Linked DNA regions of Homo sapiens: region 2 is linked to region 1. A link is a contact called in ENCODE Hi-C data. All regions are on one chromosome and are shown on one strand. The core of a region is the stretch at or near the end of the contact, and the rest is flanking DNA. Distances in the headings are between cores, read along the strand shown.

Evidence for each region. A loop is a pair of places that touch in the nucleus more often than their neighbours do. Pooled maps may share reads with other maps.
Region 2: a map of B cell shows a loop between it and region 1 (6-fold over the local background). The contact joins the promoter of ZFP1 here to the enhancer-like site in region 1. A Hi-C loop is called at or near these places in 1 of 168 maps with a recorded cell type or tissue (B cell), 2 of 37 single-sample maps with no recorded cell type and 5 of 50 pooled maps.

Annotation. Positions count from the first base shown.
Region 1 is chr16:75,760,728-75,767,544 of GRCh38, forward strand. It overlaps LOC105371348 (a long non-coding RNA gene), which reads left to right. Exons shown (of 6, transcript XR_933748.4): 2 at 106-932. Among named protein-coding and RNA genes, the nearest start is that of CPHXL, 38 kb to the left of the region's middle. RefSeq lists an enhancer at 3,440-3,499. Within about 2 kb of position 3,609, at least 3 of the 41 ENCODE cell types and tissues checked have a DNase peak (open chromatin) inside an H3K27ac peak, as active enhancers do.
Region 2 is chr16:75,145,682-75,152,498 of GRCh38, forward strand. ZFP1 (ZFP1 zinc finger protein) reads left to right here and starts at 2,843. Exons shown (of 4, transcript NM_153688.4): 1 at 2,843-2,962. RefSeq lists an enhancer at 2,654-2,703 and a silencer at 3,064-3,433.

The sequences.
Region 1 (6,817 bases), core at 2,359-4,858:
GAACTCTGTACTCATCCTATGTCCTTCCTAGGACGGGCATAAATGTAGAAGAAACTATCTTTGCTGATCTCAGAAAATAATGCCTTATCTTTTTTTTTTTGGCAGGATCTCATTCCCATCACCCAGAATGCAGTGCTGTGGCACGATCACAGCTCTCTGCAGCCTCAATTTCCCAGGCTCAAGCAATTCTCCCACCTCAGCCTCCCGAGAAGCTGGAACTACAGGAATGTGCCACCGCATCGGGCTAATGTTTTGTATTTTTGGTAGAGACAGGGTTTAGCCATGTTGCCCAGGCTGGTCTCGAATTCTTGGGCTCAAGCAATCCTCTCACCTCAGCCTCCTAAAGTGCTTGGACTAGAGGTGCAAATCACCATGCCTGACCCTTTATCTCTACTTTTGGCCAGAAGCAATCCAGTTAACACTCTATCATATATTATTCCTCCTACTGTTTTCTCCTCTCTAAATTCTTCAGCTTTGGCTGTTTGCCCATTAGTCACTGCCTGGGAGTTTTCAACTTTTAAAATTTGTGACAACATTGTTAGGTCATTAAGATGGGTCCTCATCCGATGTAACTGGCGTTCTTACAAGAAGCAGGGAAATGACGTGGCGGAGACACAGGAGGGGGAAATACCGCGTGATGATGGAGTTAAAGACAGGAGTTATGCAGCTGCAAGCCAAGAACACCAAGGGCTGCTGGTGACAGCAAGCGAGGAGGGAGCCTGGCCCTGCTGGCATCTTGATTCAGACTTCCAGCCCCTACCACTCTGAGAGAATAAATTCCTGTTGTTTTAAGCCACCCAGTTTAGGGTGCTTTGTTGCAGCCGCCTTAAGAAAGGAATACATCGTATCATTCCCAGAAACTGCTTGAGTCCCAGGGTTTGAGACTGGAAAGTGCTGAGCCTCCCTCACTACCAGATGCCACCTTGGCGAGGGTGAGTAGGTAGGAAAGGCTGAGCAGTGACCCCACATTCATGTGCTATGGCACATTTGAGAACATACCAAACAGGAAATGAAACTGATGTGAAACAGAAATTTCCGTCATAAAAACAATTTGCATGAAACGTTCACTGTACTAAAAAAGTAGATGATTTAGGACAATTTTAACTTTTACCCTGAAAATAAATGTTTAAACCATTCATGATGAAACGGTAAGATGACAGTGTACTATTGGATCCAATGGGACTGTATGTACGTGTGTGTGTGTGTGTGTGTGTGTGTGTGTGTGTGTGTGTGTGTGAATGTTTGCGATCACATTCATTTGACATGCAGGTTGAATAAGTGAGTCACTCTCCCCAGTACACGGGGGCTGCCTCTCCTAGCAGCAAATTTTCTCATTGGTTACTGCTGTGTTTCGGATGTCCCTTCCAAAACTGATGTTGAAACTAAATCCCCAATGTGGCAGTATTGAGAAGTGGGCCCTTTAAGAAGTGATTGGATCATGAGGGGTCTGCCCTCTTGAATGAATTATCCATTCATGGATTAACAGATGAATAGGCTATCATGGAAGTGGGACAGGTGGCTTATAAGAAGGGCAAGAGACGGCTGGGCGCGGTGGCTCACGCCTGTAATCCCAGCACTTTGGGAGGCCGAGGCAGGCGGATCACGACGTCAGGAGATCGAGACCATCCTGGCTAACATGGCGAAACCCTGCCTGAACTAAAAATACAAAAAATTAGCCGGGCATGGTGGCGGGCGCCTGTGGTCCCAGCTACTCAGGAGGCTGAGGCAGGAGAATGGCGTGAACCCGGGAGGCGGAGCTTGCAGAGAGCCGGGATCGTGCCACTGCACTCCAGCCTGGGAGACAGAGCGGGACTCCGTCTCAAAAAAAAAATAAAAAAATAAAAATAAAAAAAGGGGCAAGAGACACCTGAGCTAGCACAGACGACTGCCTCGCCAGGTGAGGCCCTGCCTTGCCTCAGGACTTTTCAGACAGTCCTCACCTGCAGGAAGGATCTCACCAGATGTGGCCCCTTGACCTTGGATTCCTCAGCTCCACAACTGTAAGAAATAAGTTTCTTCTCTTTATAAATTACCCAGTTTCAGGAATTCTCTTATAAACAACAGAAAAAAAAGACCAAGACAGTTACTGTATATCTTCATAAAACTAATTTTGTAGGATCTGAGGGCTTTGTTCTCCAAGAGAACACTTGCTCCAATTCTCAGGTTTTCTTCTGTAGTTCTGTAATTTTACTTGAAGAGAAGAATGTCAAGAAAAGACATTAGTAATTAATAAATGCTGGTGGATGATCCCTCTAGCGTAAAACTGGAACATGGCACTGTTTTGTTATTGGTGCTATTAAATCTGAATTATCACTTTAAAAACATATATGAAAAGCAGATATCAGGATTCAATTACTGCTTATTTCATGGAGAACCCGGGAAGAATAAACATATAAATGTGTTTTTAAATTTCTGTTTAATGCATATCACTGTTTCATGTGATAATGTGTGGATTCACATGCCCCAGCTTAGAAAGAAAAACAAACTCATCCAATCGTGCTTCTTGCTGTGTTCATTTGCACACTAGAGAATGATGACTTCTCTTTGTTAGAGCCACAAGTATATGTAAATTGAAGAGAATACATTTGTGACTGGATTATTTACAACCAATACATTGCTAGGTGATAAGCAATTCCACTGGGAGATCCATTGACTGTTGCTACCGAGTGGATTTCACAGAATGGCGACTGCAGACAAATGACCTGTTTCCTCCCTGGTTGCTGGGATCCAGCATTCTGCCTAGAAACAAACCAGTTTCCATTGTTTGGGGTTAACCCTATTTACTAGTAATGATAATATTATCCCTCATAACATTAAAGGTTTAACTATTGGTAGGCTTTTCATTTAACTGTATTTCAAGAAAGGGATATGCAATTTAAAGAAGTTTATTTTGAAATAGTTTCAAACTTAGAGAAAAATCACAAGGACTGCACTAATAACTCCTCCCACCCCCTTTGAAGGAATAATGATAATTATATAATAATGTGTTTTTAATTACTGGCAGGTATTTTATTTGGAGGCATTTCTGTGATTGGAACAGGAGTTGAGACGATGTCAAATGTATGATAACAAAGTAAATCCCTCAAATTGTCTCACAGTGAAAACGTTAACAACAATAACACTACTCTTAAATTCCTTCTTGTTTTCAATAGAAAGGGCCAGTAAGTGAAAGGGCCTTTACATTTTTGTTTTGGAACAGCTCTGCAATTTCATTTTGATTTCATATTTCTAGTAATAAAGCCTCTTCTGACTCCACATTCTTATTTCTGGGCAGACATTTTATTCTTCAGAATTGTAGTGATGGACAAGAAGCTAAATTGGAATGACTACTGTATCAATGATTAATTTGATAATTATAACAATGTCCAAACATTTAGAAATTACAGTATTTCATCAGATGTATTTTTAAAGAGGCACCTCTGTGAGAAGAACAGGTAGGCAGGCCAGCTTTCCCCTGGCTTATCACCCCTTTCCCTGGATTGTAGAGCATCCTTCACTCGGTCCCCTGTGAGAGGCCAGCAGGTTACTCTGCTCTCTGTGGGGTTTTTGTTTTTACCAGACTCTGCAATAACAGGCCCAGGTTTTGCAGCTCTGATGACTTTCTTTTTGGTGATGAAGCCACAGGGTATTAGCACCTCCTCGTGGCCATACATGTAATCTGACACTGTCCCTTGTAATAGTGATGATAATGACAGTGTTAGTGCCAAGCCACTTTAAAATGCTTTTAGTTCCTGGCAGATGTTTTATTTAGAGCGATTTCTCTGAACGTAAATGCCAGTTATGGAGGTTTTATATATTTTAATTAAGTAAATATAAGGTATTATTTTAGTAAAGGAAGTAATAAATCAATATCTCCGACAACTTTAGAGCACTACTTCACAGGATGTATTTTTTCAGATATATTTTTGTAAAGAAGACAAAGAATGAAGATGGTTTTGACTTAAAAAAACTTTTATTTTAGGCTCGGGGCACATGTGCAGGCTTGTTATATAGGTAAACTGCGTGTCATGGGGGTTTGGGGTACAGATTATTTCATCACCCAAGTAATAAGCATAATATCCGATGGGTAGTGTTTTGATCCTCTCCTTCCTTCCACCCTCCACCCTCAAGTAGGCCCATGTGTCTGTTGTTCCCCACTTTGTGCCCATGTGTTCTCCTTGGTTAATTCTCACTTGTAAGTGAGAACATGTGGCATTTGGTTTTCTGTTCCTGTATTAGTTTGTTTAGGATGATGGCCTCCAGCTCCATCCTTGTTGCTGCAAAGGATGTGATCTTGTTCTTTTTTATGAATGTGTGGTATCCCATGGTGTATATGTACCACATTTTCTTTATCCAGTGTACTGTTGATTGGCATTTAGGTTGATTCCATGTCTTTGCTATTGCGAATAGTGTTGCGATAAACATACGTGTGCATGTGTCTTTATGGTAGAATGATTTCTATTTCTTTGGGTATGTACTCAATAATGGGGTTGTTGGGTCAATTGGTAATTCTCTTTTAAATTCCTTGGGGAATCACCACATTGCTTTGCACAATGGCTGAATTAATTTACATTCCCACCAGCAGTGTATCAGCATTCCCCTTTCTCTGCAACCTTGCCAGCATCTGTTATTTTTTGACTTTTTATTAAAAGCCCTTTCAACTGGTGTGAGATGGTATCTCATTGTGGTTTTGATTGCCATTTCTCTAATGATTAGTGATGTGGAGCATTTTTTCATATGCTTGTTGGCTGCAGTAAGTCCTCTTTTGAAAAGTGTCTGTTTATGTTCATTGCCCACTTTTTAATGGGGTATTTTTCTTGTAAATTTGTTTAAGTTCCTTATAGATGCTGGATATTAGACCTTTGTCGGATGCATAGTTTGCAAATATTTTTTCCCATTTTGTAGGCTGGGTTTTGACATATTTTTAACTGACTAAATTCCTAGTGGTTACTATGATAATGTGACAATAATAAACTCTACCATGATATATTTTTTTATACTATTTTATTTGAGGAGGTTTACACATAATCCAGTCACTTGATTAGCCTGTTTAATTTAGATATACTTCATAGCTCTGCCAAAGAGGAGTTACCTTTCTGTAGTGTGTGAATGAGCACAGCATGAGAGATGCTGGATGATAGTCCTTGAGTTAGATATTAAAACATACAAGATTATTTTTTTATGTGCCTCGAACATGTGAATCCACAACTTTCACTTGAATCATTGAGGTAGGTTTGTCACACAGGTTAAGAAGCACATTTATATTTTCTTCCACTTCCTTGGTGCTCTATGAAATGAGCTGTAATATAATCTAAAATCAGCTTTTGGTATTATAATATTGTTTGAAATTTGATAATTCAGGTCTAGTTAACACTGATAAAATAGTTCCATGTTCCAATTTTATGCTAGAAGGATCATTTTCTGGCATCTAGTAATTACTAATGTGTTTTTCAGGGTCATTCTTTTTAAGTAAAATTAAAGAGGTAGAGCACAAAAACTGGAAAATAGAAGGAAGTTGTGCCCTCCTGGAGGAAGAAAAAAGCTCTCAGTTCCCCAAAATCTGTGGCAAAATCAGTTTCATGAGGACCCATTGTATATCCATGAAGACCTTTTTATGTAGGAGAGGCAGCCCACTGTGTACACATGTCTCCTGGTGAATCCAATGTGCATAGTTTCAGCTGACTTTGTTCCATCAAGTATGATTTAAACATTTATTTTCAGAGTGAGAGCCAAAGTCATTTTGCTCCAGATTGAAGTATAGTACTTTTTCAGTTCCATAAATGTTTCATATGAAATATTTTTTAGGATAAAAATTTCTATTTTATGTGAGTTTAACTTGCTCTTCAGAATAGTCTCAAATGTGCTATAGGATAGTGGCACATGGATGTAGGGGTCACTGCTCAGTCTTTCCTACTCCTTTGTCCTCTCTAAGTTGGCATCTGGTACTGAAGGACTTTCAGCATTTCCGAGCTCTGAGCGCCATAGGGCTGATATTTAAGAAGCTTTTGGGACTCAGTTTGTTGATGTGGAGTGGGAGAAGTAGCAGTGAGTGGAGGAGAGTGGAGGAGAACGGAGGAAAGTGACATCTATTCTTAATGGAGGGGAGGGTCAGGTCAGACATCAGGAGATACCAGGGAGGGAGTAGCCCTAAGGGGAATTGTTTTGGGTTCCCCAGCTGCCTGGATACTGGCTCTTCCCTCTCTTCTACTCCTTTCCCAGTCAGGTTCACTGTGATTGAATTTTTTTCGGACAGGTTTTAGTTTTATTTCTCTTTTACCCTAGACCCAGATTTGAGAGCTGGCACTATCATGACCCTGGCAGATTGTTTTTCTATTCTCCTTTTTATTGAAGCGTCCAACTATTAAGTTTGAATAGTCTCTTCCTTTAATTCGGTGTATTTTTGCTTCATGCATTTTGGGGCTGTGTTGTTAGGTACATACACTTTAATTATTTTTATATCTTCTTGATTAACTGACACTTTTATAATTATAAAATATCCTTCTTTGCCCTAATAATAATTTTTATCTTAAAATATTTTGTCAATTTTGCCTGGCATTAATATAGCTACTCCAGCTCTTCTGGTTATTGCTGGTGTATCTTTTCCATCCTTTTATGTTCCATTTATTTGTGTCTTTAAATCTTAAGTGTCTATTGTAAATAGCATATAATTGTGCTGTGTTTAAAAAAATCCATTCTCCAAATCTCTTCCTTCTAGTTTGACAGTTTGATCCACTTACTTTAATATAATTACTGATAAGATAGAATTATTTTTTGCTATTGTGCTATTTGTTTTCTATATGTATTATGTCCATTGTATTCCTCAATTCCTTGATTCTTG
Region 2 (6,817 bases), core at 1,593-4,092, 620 kb before region 1:
ATTTGGCCAGGGACAGCAGAACTCCAGGGGACGATTATCTTCCCACGCCATCCCCTTTCCAGCTCCCCATCCTGCTGAGAGCCACCTCCCTCACTCAATAAAACCTCTGCATTTACCATTCTTCAAGTCCATGTGACCTGATCCTTTCTGGATGCTGGACAAGGACCTGGGTATTAAGAGGGCAGGGTGTAAAAGGCTGTCACCCTCACTCTCCACTGAGCTGGTTAACGCTTAGCTGTCCATGGATGGCAACTGCTAGAAGAGCATTAATTGTAACACACCCCTAGATGCTACCATGGGGCCAGAGCCCAAAGGTGCTCACCCTGGCCCTGGCACCCACTTGCCTCTGTGCTCCCCCTCCCATAAGGGGTTTTAGCACAGTGGCTGAGTAAGCTAGCCACGACAAGTCCCGCGAAGGGGTCCAGGGAACTCTCCTGTCTCATTAACATACTGTTACCACACAATCCAGCAACCATGCTAATTTTTTTTTTTTTTTTTGGAGACGGGGTCTCGCTCTGTCGCCCAGGCTGGAGTTCATTGGTGCAATCTCGGCTCACTGCAAGCTCCGCCTCCCAGGTTCACGCCATTCTCCTGGCTCAGCCTCCCAAGTAGCCGAGGCTACAGGTGCCCGCCACCACGCCCGGCTAATTTTTATTTTTGTATTTTTATTAGAGACAGGGTTTCGCTGTGTTAGCCAGGATGGTCTCGATCTCCTGACCTCGTGATCCGCCCGCCTCGGCCTCCCAAAGTGCTGGGATTACAGGCGTGAGCCACTGCACCCGGCCGCAACCATACGATTTACCCAAATGAACTGGAAACTTATATCCTCACAAAACCTGAACACAGATGTTTAGAGCAGCTTTATTCATAGTTGCCAAAACTTAGAAGCAACCAATGTATCTTCAGTAGGTGAATGGATTTAAAACACTGGTACATGCAGACAGTAGAATATTATGCAGCACTAAAACGAACTGAGGCTGGGCACAGTGGCTCATCCCTATAATCCCCGCACTTTGGGAGGCCAAGGCAGGAGGATTTCTTGATCCCAGGAGTTTGAGACGAGCCTGGGCAACATGGCAAAATGCCATCTCTACAAAAAATACAAAAAATTACCCAGGCATGGCTGTGTATGCCTGTAGTTTTAGCTACTTGGGAGGCTGAACTGGGAGGGTCACTTGAGCCCAGGAAGTGGAGGCTGCAGTGAGCCATGATCGCACCACTGCACTCCAACCTGGGTGACAGAGTGAGACCCTGTGTCAAAAAAAAAAAAAAAAAAAAAAAGCCAGGGTAACTTGAGGGAAACATGAGGGAAACTTAAATGTATATTACTAAATGAAAGAAGCCAATCTGAAAAAGCAACATATGTATGATTCCACCTATATGACAACCTGCAAAAGGCAAAACTATGGAGACAGTAAAAATATCAGAGATTTCCAGGGGTTGTGGGATGGATGAATAAATGGAGCACAGATGATTTTTTGGGGGGCAGTGAAACTATTCTGTACGATACTGTAATGGTTACAGGCATTTGTCAAGACCCATAGAATGTACAACATCAAGTGAACACTAATGTAAGCTATGGACTTTGGGTGCCAATGATTTTGTTTTTTAATTTATACTTTTTGAGACAGGGTCACCCAAGCTGGAGTGCAGTGGCACAATCTTGGCTCACTGAAACCTCAGCCTCCCAGGCTCAAGTGATCCTCCCACCTCAGCCTCCCGAGTAGCTGGGACTACAGGTGCGTGCCACCATGCCCGGCTAATTTTTGTATTTTTTTTTTTTTTTTAAGAGATGAGGTTTCACCATTTTGGCCAGGCTGGTTTCAAATTCCTCGGCTCAAGCAATCTGCTTGCCTCAGGCTCCCAAAGTGCTAGGATTACAGGTGTGAGCCACTGAGCCTGGCCAGGTGCTGATATTTAACTGTAGGTTCACCAATTGTAACAAATACACTGTTCTGGTGTGGGATATCAACTTTGGGGAGGTTGTGTGTGCTGGGGGGACATGGGTTATATGGGAATTCAATGTATTTTCTGCTCAAATTTTGCTGTGAACCTAAAACTGTTCTAAAGGATGAAAGGAACTGAGGGTGAAGGGAAATGGGAAGATGGTGGTCAAGGGGTACAAAGTCTCAGTTATGCAAGATGAGTAGTTCTGGGGAGATGCACAGCTATGTGACGATAGTTGACAATATTGTGTACTTGAAATTTGCTAAGAAGATAGATCTTAAGTGTTCTCATCAGACAAATAACTATGTGAGGTGATGCACATGTTAATTAGCTTGATTATGGTGAATATTTCACAAATGTAGATATCAAGTTGTACATCTTAAATATATAGATCTCAACAAATATATATACCTCAACAAAGTGGCCTGGGAAAAAAGGGAAAAAAGCTAGTTGCAGCACATGATACCTTTATGGCCAGTTTTGTAACAACAACAAAAAAATCAAAGTGCGAACTTAATGTTATACGCAGTTAATCTTTAGAAAGTGAGATTATGGATACTTTATTTTGTACATATATTCTAATTAAATACAGTTATAGATTATTTGTGTAATGTTTAAAAGCCAAGTTGTTGTATTTAAGGGGGAGGTGGTGAATTGTAGTTCACGACCCACTCTGGGAAAAAAGAAAACAGTGCAGGCTAAGGAGATTATTTTGGTCGGCTCATCAGACCGCCTAACAAGGCGAAGACTTTCCTGAGAGTCCCTAAAGCCGCGGCCCCGGAGGCTTGTGGGAAATGTAGTCCCGAACGTGGATGGTCCACCCCTCCGAGGACCCTGGGAACGGCCCGCGCCCCTGTTTCTGCGCATGTGCAGTGCTGCGAGCGCGCCGGTGGCCGCCCTTCCCCCACCACCAGCGGCGAGTGGGTGACAGAGCCCCCGTCTCCGCGCGTCTTCGCCGCCCTGCGCCGTGACCCGCTGTGGCACTGGGCCACGAGTGGAGGCTGCGCCCCTCCAGGTACGAGAGGGGCTTCCAGGTAGCTCCGCGCGGCCTGGGGCCGAGGGGAAGGAGATGAGGGATGGGCTCGTGCCCGCGCAGGGTGGGAGCCCAAACTTCGGCTACTCGTAGGCGGCAGTGACCCTCAGGGCGGCGTCCGGGGTTGCCCGGCGCTCGCCTCTGAACGGGGCCGGCGGGGCACGCCTGGCCGAACGTGCGGGGGCGGGGACGGCGGAGGGAAGGGCGGCTATGAGGCTTCGCCTTCTTCTCTTTGTCAGGAGATGCGCCTCAGACGGGCGGCGAAGGGCTCGGGCCGCGCGGGAGCGAGTTCTGGAGCCCCGGCGGGCGCGCGCGCGCGGGACGAGGCCCCGCCGGGGCGTGGTGGGGGCGTGGCCTGACACACCTGGCCACGCCCCGATGCCCGGTGCCTCGTGGGTGGAGGAAGGACTGGAGCCTGGTCAGTTGCCGGTGGTGAAGGAGAACCGTGATCCCTTTGTCAGAGGGTCTTCAGTGAGGTGTTCCCCTGATCCTCGCATCCACCCCGTGACTTCCAGCGTTATCATCTCCGTCGCTATCCCAGGAACACGGGAGGTTCAGAAGGGGAAAGTGATTTCCCTAAGGTCTCACAACCCGGTGGTACTTTATGTGAGCAGCAGATATTTTTTCATTTATCTTTTGATTTTACTCGCTGGTAGATTTTGCCATGTATACGTTTTGACGTTTTAAATTTCTCTCGGGTGGAATTTACTGTTCTTTCCGTTTGGGGCACCCAAAATTCTTCACTACTTTGAAATACGAAAGTTTTCCCATGATTCTGGTGCAGTCACGCTCTGCGTAACAGTGTTTCTGTCAACGAGGGACCTCATGTAAAATGGTGGTCCTATGTGATTGTAATACTATATTTTTGTATTGTACCGTTTCTTTTCTTTACTTTCTTTTTTTTTTTTTTTTTTTTGAGACGGAGTCTCGCTCTGTCGTCCAGGCTGGAGTGCAGTGGCTTGATCTCGGCTCACTGCAACCTCCGCCTCCTGGGTTAAAGTAGTGCTCTGCCTCAGCCTCCCGAGTAGCTGGGATTACAGGCGTGAGCCACCGCGTCCGGCCAGACACAATTTATTGATGTAACTGTTCCTCTAAATACTACTTTAACTACATCACTCAAATTTTTATATCTTGTATTTTCTTTTCTGTTGTTGTTGTTTTTGAGACTGAGTCTCACTCTGTCACCCAGGCTGGAGTGCAGTGGCACTCAGCTCACTGAAACCTCTGCCTCCCGGGTTCAAGCAGTCCTCCTGGCTGGGATTACAGGCACCCGCCACTACACCTGGCTGATTTTTGTATTTTTAGTAGAGACGGGGTTTCACCATGTTGGCCCGGCTGCTCTAGAACTCTTGACCTCAAGTGATTCTCCCGCCTTGGCTTCCCAAAGTGCTGGGATTACAGGCATGAACCACTGCACCCAGCCTTTTTATTGTGTTTTCATTACCATTCAATTCAAATTTTTTTAACTTCCCTTGTGACTTCATTTTTTACCCTTATTTATTTAGATTGTATTGCATAATTTCCAAGTTTTTGGAGATTTTCCAGATCTTTTTTTTTTTTTTTTTGAGACAGAGTCTCGCTCTGTTGCCCAGTCTGGAGTGCAGTAGCGAGATCTCGGCTCACTGCAAGCTCCGCCTACCAGGTTCACACCATTCTCCTGCCTCAGCCTCCAGAGTAGCTGGGACTACAGGCGCCCGCCACTACACCTGGCTAATTTTTTTATTTTTTTTTGTATTTTTAGTAGAGACGGGGTTTCACCGTGTTAGCCAGGATGGTCTCTATCTCCTGACCTGGTGATCCACCTGCCTCGGCCTTGCAAAGTGCTGGGATCACAGGCGTGAGCCATCGCACCCGGCCCAGATCTTTTTATATTATTGATTTATAGTTTAATTCTGATTTGGTCAGAATACTGTGTTACGAATTTCAATTATTTTAAATTTGTTGTGGTTTGTTTTTGTATTGTATTTTTGTTTCATTTTGTTTTAGTAGACTCCTGGTCTCAAGTGATCCGCTGACCTTGGCCTCCCAAAGTGCTTTACAGGCGTGAGCCACTGCACCAGGCCTGTTGTAGTTTGTTTTAAGGTCGAGGATATGATGATCTCTCTGGGTAACTGTTTCGTGTGTATTTGAATAAATATTGTGCTGTTGATCGTAGAATCTTCCTTGATTGATTGATTGATTGAGACAGGGTCTGTCTCTGTTGCCCAAGCTGGAGTGCAGTGGTTCAGTCACAGCTGTCTGCAACCTCAAACCTTTTGCCTCAGCCTCCCGAGTAGCTAGGACTGCAGGTGTGCGCCCTAATCCTTTTGCCTCAGCCTCCGGAGTAGCTAGGACTCAAGGTGTGAGCCACCACACTCAGCTAATTTTCTGTATTTTTTGTAGAGACGAGGTTTTGCCATGTTGCCCAGGCTGGTCTCAAACCCCTGGGCTCAAGCAGTCCACCCACCTTTGCCTCCCAAAGTGCTGGGTTTACAGGCATGAGCTACTGTGCCTGACCCTCTTTTTCCATTCTTTTATCTTTTTTTTTTTTAATTTCCTGACTCCTACAACTGATCATCCTTTTACTTTGAATGTAGCTATGTTTTTATATTTTAAACAAACTGCTTATAGACAGCACATGGTTTGGTCTTACTTTTTTTATATAATTTGACCTCTGTTATTTAATTGGTGTGTTTATGCCAATTATTGATATAGTTGTGTTAAAGTCTACCATCTTGCTGGTTTTTTTCTGTTTTTCTTATTTGGTCTTTGTTTCTGTTTACCTTTTTTTCTGTCTACTTTTGTCTTAAGTGGGTCTTTTTTATAATTACATTTTATCTCCACTGTTGTCTTATTGTATATTTGTAAAAATTTAACAGAGTTTTTGGTTGTTACCCTAAAGTTTAGTGGAACTTTAAAGATATCATACTGTTTTATGTCAATATACTTGGAACATTATACTCCCAATTTCATCCTCCCGTCTTTTGCATTATTGTTGTCATACATGTTGCAGAATATTGACATATGCTGTAAACCCACAAAACTTTGCTACTATTTTTGCTTTAGATAATCTTTCACAGTGATTAAAAGCAAGAAAAAGTATCTATTGTGTTGATCCTCATTTTAACGATTCTCGAGATTTTCATTTATTTGTGTAGATTCAGGTTTTTGTCTGATATCATATTTCTTCTATTTAAATAACTTCATTAAACATTTCTTCTAGTGCAGGTCTACTGATAATGAATTCGCTATGTTTTTGTTGTTTGAAAAAGGTTTTTTACTTCATTATCATTTTTGAAAGATATTTTTGCTGGGTATAGAATTCTGAGTTAATAGTTTTTTGCTTTAGTTGCTTTTTTGTTGTTGTGAAAGCACTTTCAGGATGTCACTACTTTGTTTTCTGGCTTAGTTTCTGATGAGAAGGTGGCTATGATTCATTATCTTGATTTTTCTACATATAATATGTCTTTTTTCCTCTGGCTACTTTGAAGATTTTAACTTTGGTTTTCATTTGTTTGGATACGATGTGTCCATGTGTGTTTTTGTTTGAGTTTAGTTTTTGGTATTTTCCCTGTTTGGATAAATTGAGTTTCTTGGACCTGTGGTTTCATATTATTATTTTTGGAAAATTCTTGTCCATTATGTCTTCAAATACTTCTTTTCTCCTTTTGGAATTTCAGTTACATGTTTATTAGACCATTTGATATTGTCTCACAGCCCTTGGATGCTCTATCCTTTTATGTTTTTCTTCCATTTCTCTTTGAGTTTCAGTTTGACCTATCTTCAAGTTTACTGAAACTTTTCTTAGCTCCTTTGTCTACTAATGAACCTGCTGAAAGATCAACTCTGTTACTGTAC